Linked DNA regions of Homo sapiens: region 2 is linked to region 1. The links are chromatin contacts, found by Hi-C or POLR2A ChIA-PET in ENCODE. All regions are on one chromosome and are shown on one strand. The core of a region is the stretch at or near the end of the contact, and the rest is flanking DNA. Distances in the headings are between cores, read along the strand shown. Region 1 has its middle 58 kb from the start of GPR135. Region 2 overlaps DAAM1 (dishevelled associated activator of morphogenesis 1).

Region 1 (6,014 bases), core at 852-3,351:
CTCCATCCAGCTTTATTCCATTGCTGGCGAGGAGTTGTGATCCTTTGGAGGAGAAGAGGCACTCTGGTTTTTAGAATTTTCAGCTTTTCTGCTCTGGTTTCTCCCCATCTTTGTGGTTTTATCTACCTTTGGTCGTTAATGTTGGTGACCTACAGATGGGGTTTTGGTGTGGATTTCCTTCTTGTTGATGTTGATGCTATTCCTTTCTGCTTTTTAGTTTTCCTTCTAACAGTCAGGTCCCTCAGCTGCAGGTCTGTTGGAGTTTGCTGGAGGTCCACTCCAGACGCTGTTTGCCTGGGTATCACCAGCAGAGGCTGCAGAACAACAAAGATTGCAAAACAGCAAATATTGCTGCCTGATCCTTCCTCTGGAAGCTTCGTCCCAGAGAAGCACCCACCTGTATGAGGTGTCAGTTGGCCCCTATTGGAAGGTGTCTCTCAGTCAGGCTACACGGGGATCAGGGACCCACTTGAGGAGGCAGTCTGTCCGTTCTCAGAGCTCAAACACTGTGCTGGGAGAACCACTGCTCTCTTCAGAGCTGACAGACAGGGACATTTAAGTCTGCAGAAGTTTCTGCCACCTTTTGTTCAGCTATGCCCTGCCTCCAGAGGTGGAGTCTACAGAGGTAGCCAGCCTTGGTGAGCTGCAGTGGGCTCCACTCAGTTCGAACTTTCCCAGCTGCTTTGTTTACCTACTCAAGCCTCAGCAATGGTGGACGCCCCTCCCCCTGCCAGGCTGCTGCCTTGCAGGTTGATCTCAGTCTGCTGCACTAGCAGTGAGTAAGGCTCCATGGGCATGGGACCCACTGAGCCAGGCACGGGATATAATCTCCTGGTGTGCCATTTGCTAAGACCATCAGAAAAGCACAGTATTCAGGCGGGAGTGTCCCATTTTTCCAGGTACAGACAGTCACAGCTTCCCTTGGCTAAGAAAGGGAAATCCCCTGACCCCCTGTGCTTCCCGGGTGAGGCAATGCCCCACACTGCTTCAACTTGGGTGAAGCATCCCAGATCGACTTCAGACTGCTGTGCTGACAATGAGAATTTTTTTTATTATTTTTTATTTTTATTATACTTTAAGTTCTACAGTATTTCAAGCCAAAGGATCTTAGCTTGCTGGGCTCCATGAGGGTGGGATCTGCTGAGCTAGACCACTTGGCTCCTTGGCTTCAGCCCCCTTTCCCAGGGAGTGAACAGTTCTGTCTCACTGGCATTCCAGGCACCACTGGCGAATGAAAAAAAAAAACTCCTGCAACTAGCTCGGTGTCTGCCTAAACGGCAGCCCAGTTTTGTGCTTGAAACCCGGGGCCCTGGTGGTGTAGGCACCTGAGGGAATCTCCTGGTCTGCAGGTTGTGAAGACCGTGGGAAAAATGTAGTATCTAGGCCAGAATGCACCATTCTTCACAGCACAATCCTTCACGGCTTCCCCTGGCTAGGGGAGGGAGTTCCCTGACCCCTTGCACTTCCTGGGTGAGGCTACCTCCCCACCTTGCTTTGGGTCACCTTCCATAGGCTGCACCCACTGTCTAACCAGTCCCAATGAGATGAGGCAGGTACCTCAGTTGGAAATGCAGAAATCACCCACCTTCTGCATTGATCTTGCTGGGAGCTGCAGACTGGAGCTGTTCCTATTCAGCCATCATACCAGCAACTCCTAGACATTTCTTTATGTCCTTGAAACATTTTCAGGGAGATGGCAATGCCTGTCTGAAGCATTAGTGCTACAGATGTGGGCTTGGAATGAACCTGGGAGTGTCTGGACTCCCGGAAGGATTGAAGTCTATCAACTATCTTTGAGAACCAGAGTGAAAACAAAGAAGCAAGGTCTATTGTGTATAATCTGCTATCACTGTGTTGTCATTTCCTGAGCCACGTTCTTATCAGCAGTGGCTCTGTTGCCAAATTTCAATTCAAAAGAGCGTTACAAGGTGAAAAAAAAATCCAAATTTTTAGTAGTATTTCCTAGGTAGTAAACACAGGATTTCCTGCATCCGAAATGACTTCAACAAATTGCCTGTTCCTTCAAACGTGATCTGTTGACAAATTTGGACTCTGTTCCTTTAGGTACAGATAAGCTTACTGATGGAAAACTCCTCCAGCTGAGCAAGGGATTTTTGCCAGCTATCCTGCTCTAACAGGCCTGGGAGCCACAGGAATGAGTTTTCATTTCAAATGGATTTCTATTTGGCGTTAATATTTTGTGTGTTTACATCTTGTCTCCCCATGTAGAATATACAATCCATAAGTGTTGGAATCACTCTTCTCTTCTGAGAGCTCAGGCAGGCAGCATGGTGATGAATAAAAAGGAAGGTAGGTGGTAAATAAATGCTTTTGGTTCATTGGTTTAAGAAATAATAAGATGGAAGACTTCTGAAGGATTGACTCAATTTCTGAATACTGGCATTTGTTTCTGGTAGGGAAAGACAGACTTTCCAACTCACAATCTCCACAGGAAGGATGCTCTGTTGACAAAGGGGCAGGAATCTCCCCCTCTCAGATATAATTCTGGTAACACCAGGATAATTTGTAAATCTGCATTAGAAACAGCTCTTTTCCCTATTTCCCATTCTTAATAAAGTGCTTGTGATGAACTGAGTGAAATTCTCTCCCCAGACTTCAGTCACTCTTTGTTTTAAAATCCTCCGTTAGTGCGTTGCTTGCGGAAGCATGTGGTTTCACAATTCCCAGTACACATTTTTGCCCTGAAACTCATTTTTACTTTAGTCATCACAATGATGTACCAGGGAGTCATAGCAACCACTCCAGTTTGCCAAAGGACAGAGAATAGACAGGATATAATCAAAATTCTACAGAAATATACTATTCATGCCATTATATGGAAGTCACCAAGGAGGAAACCTTTCCAGAAAAAGCTAGGGTAAATCTTCAGAGTGAGCCTTGTAATGCATCTTCTATAATGGTTCTCCAGTTGCTGTCGAATACAGCAATGTCCAGGTATGTAATGTGTCCAGTTACATACCTGGACACATCCATGTGAGACACTTTTGGGCTCACAGAGCACAAATCTGTAGCTTCATTGAATTTTCACTGTTCATTTTGTTAGTCTCCTGGGCTTGGTTGTTGAGAACCCAAGAATATATATCTGTTCCCATGCCTCCAAGCTTCAGTGAATTAATGAAAATGAGCTCATTAAAATATGACCATATAAATTTCCATGATTAACATTTGAGAGGGAATTCCTTTACAGAAAAATAGTACTAACTGCCACTTATTAAGGCCAGGCACTGAAACAAGCATTTCCCACAGAACAACCCAATAAAACCCCCAACGAAGTATTTTTGGTCATATTTTACAGATGAGGAAACAGAAGCTCAGGAAAATTAAGATATTTAATCGAGGTCATACATAATTTAATTGTGATCTAACTGGAACTCTGGGCTCTTAACAAATACTGAATAAAAAAGAACCACAAAAGAAACTGCCATTATCTCCTTAATTTTTTTTGTCTTCTATGTTAATGCTGCTATTTTACAAGTTTAAATCTTGAAATGAGAACAGAGCCTGCAGCTAGTTCTCTGGAGCCAAGGCATCACTTTGGTTCTCAAATGGGAATTCTTTAATGATTGAACAGTAGAAGTATGGAACAGCCATAGAATCCTGGGCTTGGAGGGGACCTCAAAGGCACTATACTGGACACTTGATTTTTTATTCTCCTAACATCCCTCTTTTCTGCTAACCATCCCCTGCCTGATCAGATGAGCAATCAAAATGTCCCACACCCCCAGACCAAGGGATAGACATGTGACCCAAGCAAGGCAATCAGCACTGAGGAACACCAAGTCTGGTCCTGATGACAACTCCTGAAGAGACTGCCCTTTTAGTTCCTGTGTCTCCAAACCCAGGAGCTTCCCTGATTCTGGTTTCCTTTCTGAAGCTTAATTCTTCAGCTTTCCTAGCAATTTTGAAAACTGGCCAAAGTCAGATTCTGTTGTTTGCAAGTGAAGGTCCTAACTGATGCAAATGACTAATCTGGGGTCTTCATAGGGCTGATGAGCCAGATAAGCAAGACACTGGGTCCCCATTTCTGCTTAAGCAAAAGCGATCTGTGTGAACCAAGGGTTTTGTTATTAAAGAAAAACTTGAAATGTCACTAATCTAGTCCAAGCACCCTCAGTCTCCGGTAGCTCAATTATGATCATCCAGCCCAGCCCTTAGATCCTTTAATTTTGTTTTTTATACTAATTTATTTTGAAAATTAACTAAAATGCCAAGAATGAGAAAATGACACCTAAGGAATCCCTTTAATTGTCCAAAAATTTGTACCCAGTCAAGAGACAGACTGGGAAATAATTGCCATCTGAACTCACCTATTGACAACTTTTTCAAACCTACTTCCAAATCACATCTGAACTTTCCTTTAAATAACTTATTTATTTATTTTTGAGATGTAGTCTTGCTCTTGTAACCCAGGCTGGGGTGCAATGGCATGATCTCAGCTCACTGCAAACTTCACCTCCCAGGTTCAAGTGATTCTCCTGCCTCAGCCTCCCAAGTAGCTGGGATTACAGGCACCCACCACCATGCCTGGCTGATTTTTGTATTTTTATTAGAGACAGGGTTTCGCCATGTTGGCCAGGCTGGCCTCGAACTCCTGACCTCGTGATCCACCCACCTCAGCCTCCCAAAGTGCTGGGATTACAGACGTGAGCCACTGCGCCTAGCCTAGATAACTTATTATTGTCAATATGGCCGGAAGGGAGGTTCCAAGATGGCCGAATAGGAACAGCTCCAGTCTACAGCTCCCAGTGTGAGCAACGCAGAAGACAGGTGATTTCTGCATTTCCAACTGAGGTACTGGGTTCACCTCACTGGGGGCATGTCGGACAGTGGGTGCAGGACAGTGGGTGCAACGCACCAAACGTGAGCCGAAGCAGGGCAAGGCATCGCCTCACCCGGAAAGCGCAAGGGGTCAGGGAATTCCCTTTCCTAGCCAAGGGAAGGGGGGACAAATGGCAGCTGGAAAATTGGGTCACTCCCACCCTAATACTGCACTTTTCCGACGGTCTTAGCAAACGGCACATCAGGAGATTATATCCCGCGCATGGCTCAGAGGGTCCTACGCCCACGGAGCCTCGCTCATGGCTAGCACAGCAGTCTGAGATCGAACTGCAAGGTGGCAGCAAGGCTGGGGGAGGGGCACCCACAATTGCTGAGGCTTGACTACGTAAACAAAGCAGCACAGAAGCTCAAACTGGGTGGAGCCCACCGCAGCTCAAGGAGGCCTGCCTGCCTCTGTAGACTCCACCTCTGGGGGTAGGGCATAGCCGAACAAAAGGCAGCAGAAACCTCAGCAGATTTAAATGTCCCTGTCTGACAGCTTGGAAGAGAGTAATGGTTCTCCCAGCATGGAGTTTGAGATCTGAGAACAGACAGACTGCCTCCTCAAGTGGGTCCTGGACCCCACGAGTAGCCTAACTGGGAGGCACCTCCCAGTAGGGGCAGACTGACACCTCACATGGCCGGGTACTCCTCTGAGATGAAACTTCCAGAGGAACAATCAGGCAGCAACATTTGCTGTTCAACAATATTCACTGTTCTGCAGCCTCTGCTGCTGATACCTAGGCAAACAGGGTCTGGAGTGGACCTCCAGCAAACTCCAACAGACCTGCAGCTGAGGGTCCTGACTGTTAGAAGGAAAACTAAAAAACAGAAAGGACATCCACACCAAAACCCCATCTGTACCTCACCATCATCAAAGACCAAAGGTAGATAAGACCACAAAGATGGGGAAAAAACAGAGCAGAAAAACTGAAAATTCTAAAAATCAGAGCACCTCTCCTCCTCCAAAGGAACACAGCTCCTCACCAGCAATGGAACAAAGCTGGATGGAGAATGACTTTGACAAGCTGAGAGAAGAAGGCTTCAGATGGTCAAACTTGTCTGAGCTAAAGGAGGAAGTTTGAACCCAACGCAAAGAAGTTAAAAACCTTGAAAAAAGATTAGATGAACGGCTAACTAGAATAACCAATGCAGATAAGTCCTTAAAGGACCTG
Region 2 (6,179 bases), core at 1,988-4,487, 100 kb before region 1:
CCAGCCTGGGACCCAACGTGGCGAAACCCCATCTCTACTAAAAATACAAAAATTAGCTGGGCATGGTGGCGTGTGCCTGTAATCCCAGCTACTCGAGAGGTTGAGGCACGAGAATTGCTTGAACCCAGGAGGCGGAGGTTGCAGTGAGCCAAAATTGCACGACTGTACTTCAGCCTAAGTGACAGAGTGAAACTATGTCTCAAAAATAAAATAAATAAAATAAAATAAAATAAATAACAGCATCTGCCGTGACACATGATGGAGAATGTGGCTTATGTGGGAAATATTTGTTATCCCTGTCCTTGAAAGCTCCTCTTACCACTGGATTATAGTCAGATTCAAGTACCATATTCCATGCTGTCTTTCCTTTGAGCTTCTCTCTGGTTCTTGGCTGACTCTCCAAATGGTATGGCCCATACTTTCACAGAAAGACTGCCCCAAGGCTGCCTGACTTCACCAACTCCAACTCCAGAAGATAGGATTATGAAAGACATCAATATGGAAAGAAATGGCCCCTTTAGAAGCTATATCAAAGAGGAACAAAAAACACGTTTCCTGTGTCTTTCCTATATATATTTTTTCACTAATAGCTCCAGCACACCTAGTACTATTGAATCATTCCATTCTTTGCGCATTTCAGAATTTCTCCTCTTTGTAGAGTAGAGAGAAGCTTTGAGCTTCTAGTATGTTAGAATGTGCCACTAATAATTTGGGATTCTCAAAATTCCTTACACTTTAGGAACCTGGTAACTTGTGGCACTAGAAATGGGTTACAGTAGAGTCTACCAAAGAATACCACCCTTAAGTTACAGTGTCTTAAATTCTGTTATTCTTCAGCGTGGTACAGAGCAACATTGACTTGTGTAGTATCCTTTTATCTGTCCCCATACATAAGGAAAAGCATTTTGTTTTTTCAGTTTCTGAGAGGTACTTCCCTATGTCCCATATTGAGATGTTTCTGATACAGTGGTATCTTCTAACTAGTGCTTTTGTTTCTTTCTTTTGCCAAAAATGCTGTCATTAATTCATGAGTACATTGTAGAGTTTATGGTGGTCTAAAATTAGGAATACAGTTCCTAACTGTCCTCAGGGACAGTTAACCTTGCATTAGCACTTTTTTCTCATTCTGAGGATGCATCCCTGAATGGCATATGCCTTTATGTGCTTACTGTTACCCCTGATTCTCCTTTTAGCTTAATTACTCTTTTCCAAAGGGTCCTCTCTTGTTATAGCCTTGTGTTAAACATTATATTGCAAATCATAAACACACTTTGATTGTTTTCCCAAGGGCTGGTTACAGAACATCAAAACCTACTTTATGACATTCTGAAAGGTGGGTCTGGTAGCTACAAATGTGGTAGCAAGATGTGAGGCAGCAAAGGCCATTGACACCACTGATTGAATTTGCACGATACATAAGGGTTTAGCGTTGTGTGTCCAAATATGTTAATTTACAAACCAACTGGACCACATTGTACCTGGGTCTTTAGCACTCCATGGTGACATGTGGATCAAAGATTTGGCTCTTAACAAGCTATGTAGGAATAATTTGTTTTATGTCATTGCACACTGTTGTGTCATAGGCACAGTGCCTGCCTGCAGGGGAATGTGGGGTTGTATCATTTCTGAAACTAATAATTGGAGAATATTTCTTTTTCTTTGCCATGAAACTGAGGGGGAGTTGTCATATAAATTGGTTTCAGATGTTGGAGTTGTACTGCTTGAGAATTTTAGGCTTCAGTCATATGCCATGCTGTGAAGTGCTTTGCCAAAATAATGACTTGTTAAAATAAATAAAGTAAGTGTCTCATAGTTTGGGAAGTGGACTGTAAAATCTCAGTTCTTAGTTCTAGCTAAGTGTTGTGGCTGCTTTCTCAGATATACCAGGTGCACATAAAATGTATTCCCCCACATCCCCTCTAACCACCCCCCAACTCCTTGTAAAGTCAGCTGAGGCTTGTTCAGGAAAGAAGAGGGTGTTGGAGCAGAGGGCTCCTGAACCCTTACAGAAATGCGGTGATATTGTTGCTCTTCTCTTTGCTGCTCTTCCCCACAGGGTGACTAGGTCTCTGTAAAGTGGCACTCTTTTCTTGCTTTTCTTGCTTTTCTGGGTGTGTGATTTTGGGGAGGACATAAATAATAGCTATGTGCTATTTCATTCAGGCCATTCAGAAACTCTGATTTTTACCAGTGTAAATAAAGTTTGTGATATATGGAAAATATTAATGTGACATTTTGTGCTCTCAAGGAAATGTCTCAAAGGATTTTTTCCCAGGGGAGTTCAGGAATGCTTGCACTGTATCTTTACTTTGAAGTTAGAGATCCATTGATAAAAACCAGGGCTTAGTTAAAAGGCAGGAGAGTTAATGAACACTTGACTGTTGTTTTTTTTTTAACATGATGACCAGAGAGAGTGAAGTATTTAAATAGGCATACTTTTTTGTAGCTATACTTGCAAAGACTTAGAACCTATTGTTGGAGTAAACTTGGAATCTTCTCAGAACCTCTCAACTCTAAAGTTCAGAAATGTGTAAGTCTAGGAACTGCTAAGTCTGTCTCAGGGATCACTCACAAGGAGAGCAGGGAACTTTGTTCTTTTATTCATGTATTCCAACACCCAGAATAGTGCTTAGCTCATTATATAATAGAATTCAATAAATATTTGTTAGATGAGTAAAGGAATGAGAAGGAAAGCAAATGCCTTTTTAGATTCCATTCAGCATTGTAGATATGAGCTTAGTGAAAACAATTCTGCTCCTATCCTGCCCTTGAGAAGCCTTATGTTTAGCAGCATAGTATTAATGCTATCACAGAGTTTGGCTGTCTACACAAGTATTTAGATTTTAAAATGCTGCCGTGTCTTTGGGAGATTTAGTAGACTGTGTGTTACTCTAACATGGCATCCAGCTCTAAACCAAACTGTTAGGGAGCAGCAGTTGAGTATAGCCTCTTTTCTGGCTGGAGGGTCTAACCTCACTGAGTTCACAGCTTTTTTTTTTTTAATCAATAATGCAGGAAGACTTAGTAATACCCCAAATACTTAACCAACAAATTCCTGAGGGGGATAGAGGACCAAGTGCTCCCTTCCAAGGGAGGTGGAATGGAATGGTCAGGAGCTTAGTGGTCTGAAGTTTGAGACTCAGTGATGCACAGATAGAAACCATACCATGCAGCCTAGGCAAGGCAACAGAAATACACAGAATTGTGGTGTAATGGTCAGAATGGGGTAGGTGTTCTTGAGCAAGAGCTTTGGGCCAGCCTGGGCATTTAGGTAATTTAGATGCGAGGAGTCTGGAGCAGAGTATTAGTCATGCAGTGTGGCCTCTGCATTATACCTTTATAGATTGTGTTTTCTTCAACCAGGAAGTACTAGTCATGCATCTTTTGTTTTGCTAAGCTGCAGTTATAGTGAAATGGAGTAAATATCAGATAGACTAAATATCCTGTCTATAGCACTCTTAAGAGTCATCTCTACTTTTGTCTCAAGCTTATTTCACAAATCTGTAAATTATTTTTTTAAAAACCTGATAGCACTTCCAATGGTTCTTATCCATGAAATGCAAATTGAGTCTGATACAATTGACTGTTGCCCTCTTGGCCAGTTTTGCATCTGTTTGTAAACTCTTTCAAACATCATGATGCTAATCATAAGTCTACTCCTTGGGTTCTCCTTTGAACCAGTTGTAACATCTTCCTAGTTCTCTCATTTATTAGCAAGTTTAGTAAAAAATATTTGACATGGATTCATGCCATGCTTTTAAAAAATTATTCTTTACCAATACAGAATTTTAAACTTAGAGAATTGATAAAGAGGGAGCTAACTGATTCTACGTGATCTGAAATCTTCAAGTATATTTTATTTTTGAATACGTGATATGGTAGCAAGAGGCTTTCTCTGGGCAAACGTGGCATTTTGTATTGGCTCAACTAGTCTTTCTACCTGCATAAACCAAAGAAAAGGAAGGAGCAGAGCCCTGGGGGGTCAGAGGAGGTATCAGGCTTCATATGCATACATGGAAAAAATTCCTATGATATGTGAACGGATGGTTATACAGGAGAATAGTGGAGATAGCAAAAGTCATCTGGAGGTGTAAAAAACAATGCTCTAAAGGGACTTAAATGTCCCCCCAAATTTCTTGACAGCTGGCGAGTCGAGGTCCTATTCATGTAGTTTCAATTTTGTTAACCTAGATTTATGTTTTAGATGTGAAGCATCCTCAGTCTTATAATGAGAAAACCCATTTTGCTATTTAGTTTACGGCCAACTTTGTTAAAATATGTATACTTAATAAAGCAAGGACTAAACAAGTTTCCCTCCACTTAATATGACGTGTCTTTTATTCTAAGTCATAAATGTTATCTGTGAGGACTATCAGGAGAGTGAGAGCTTGTTCTTTTTCTTCTTGGAGAGACATTTTGGATAGAAATCTTCCCTCTCAGTAGAGTTTGTATAGAACTGTGAATGACTAATACAAATATGTGAAAATAGTCCTTTTATAGGAGCTTAGTTATGTTTGTTAAAGTTATCCCTGCAATTAATGGACATGAGGGTATGATGAACTTATAGAAAATTTGAGATTTGTTTATGAATTGAGGAAGATAAACTTGTGTTATATGGCCAGTAGAGAATTTCTGGCTTGTAAAAGGGAAGATTTGGGGAGGATATAATCACTTTATTCAAATTGTTTAAATATTTGCTGGGTCATTGTTCATAGGAGAGATTAAACTTATTCCATGCAGTTCCCAGGGACCAAACAAAAGCCAACAAGTGCTTGAAGTTACAAGGAGACATCTGTCAATTCAGTGTCCGGTGAATTTTTTAACAGTTCATGAGAGTGCTAGTTCCAGAAGATTGTGGACCTCTGGAAGCCTTCTCAAGAGCAGATGATGGATCACCTGCTGGTAACCTTATAAGGGACCCCTGTGAGAGGAAACTCAGCCCAGGTTGTCTCTAGGGTCAAAGACCAGTTATATAATCCTGTGATGGCTTTGGTTAAAAACATGCACATGTTTTATTAAAACATTAGGAAAAATGGAGAAGGTTTACTCTTTCTTCCATAATTTCTCCTGCTGCATGTGAGAGCCACTGTTATTGCAAGTCATCATTCAGTCTTTCCAGAAAAATGACTGACATTCTGAGGCTTAGGAGGAGGTGGTGGATTTCCTGGCAGATGAAGAAGCCACTGTTCTGTAATCATTCTTTGTGTGGGCCCAACCGGATTTTGGTAACAGATGTACTTGATATATAATTGTGGCAGTGGCCAAAAAATGTAACCAGGATTGGCAGTCCCAGGGACCACATGGCTATCTTGGAATGTGACAACACAGGAATTATTTTCTGAAACCAATTGCCCTTCTTTTGGCAAGCTTCAGATATAGAATATAGTTTTGCTCACCACCAGGGGTTAAAGTTAGGTATTGGAGGGAATGAGGAAAGCAACAATCTCCAAACTCCAAGTTTTAAATCTCCTACTACTTTTTTGCCCCCAAAAAGGAAGAGCCAGATGGAAAGAGTTGGGGGCAAATATCAGGATTTAAAGGACCTAATGATGCTTTGCTATTTTCAAAAAGTAGGATTAAATATAGATTCAGGGAGCAGTGAGCTTGGCAAGAAGGTACACTTCACAGGCATGGTAGGTCACTGCTTCTCTAGAAAAAGTTCAGGTTACTGGGCAAATTCCAAACACTTTATGAGCTTATCTTAATTTATAGCGGCAGCTTGATACATGAAAAATAGTTGGTGACCAAGTTAGGATTTTGATGTAATCCAGCCCTCTTGAGAGCCAAGCTTAATCTAGCACACAGGGGTTGACAAACTATGGCCCGTGGGCTAATTTGGCCAGTCACTTGTTTTAGTAAATAAAGTGTTGCTGAAATGTGGCATTGCCTATTCATTCAAGTGTTCTCTGTGGCTGATTTCTTACTACACAACAGCAGAGTTGAATAGCTACAACAGACTGTGTGGTCTACAAAGCCTAAAATATTTCCTGTCTGGCTCCTTACAGGAAAAGTTTGCGACCCTTGGTTGTTCCAGATTGTTCCACACTTTATCGTAGCCATCTTCGAGAAGATGCTGTTTACACCGTTATGAGCCAGAGGGGGAAGTTAGCAGAAATTACTAGCAAGGCCGCCCACAAATATTTTTACATCTTCCATCTTCTGTGCTTCTCTTTCTCTGT

What was found. Hi-C counts contacts between places; a loop is a spot of excess contacts on that map. ChIA-PET counts read pairs that join two places held with the same protein, here RNA polymerase II (POLR2A). Pooled maps may share reads with other maps.
Region 2: a map of endothelial cell of umbilical vein shows a loop between it and region 1 (5-fold over the local background). The contact joins two enhancer-like sites. A Hi-C loop is called at or near these places in 1 of 168 maps with a recorded cell type or tissue (endothelial cell of umbilical vein) and 1 of 50 pooled maps. POLR2A ChIA-PET finds 5 or more read pairs at or near these places in 4 of 52 experiments (A673, AG04450, BJ and 1 more).

Annotation. Positions count from the first base shown.
Region 1 is chr14:59,404,735-59,410,748 of GRCh38, forward strand. No RefSeq gene overlaps it. Among named protein-coding and RNA genes, the nearest start is that of GPR135, 58 kb to the right of the region's middle. Within about 2 kb of position 2,102, at least 5 of the 41 ENCODE cell types and tissues checked have a DNase peak (open chromatin) inside an H3K27ac peak, as active enhancers do; they include endothelial cell of umbilical vein, where a contact is called at or near this core.
Region 2 is chr14:59,303,699-59,309,877 of GRCh38, forward strand. All of the region lies in intron 3 of DAAM1 (dishevelled associated activator of morphogenesis 1), which reads left to right. Among named protein-coding and RNA genes, the nearest start is that of DAAM1, 120 kb to the left of the region's middle. Within about 2 kb of position 3,238, at least 7 of the 41 ENCODE cell types and tissues checked have a DNase peak (open chromatin) inside an H3K27ac peak, as active enhancers do; they include endothelial cell of umbilical vein, where a contact is called at or near this core.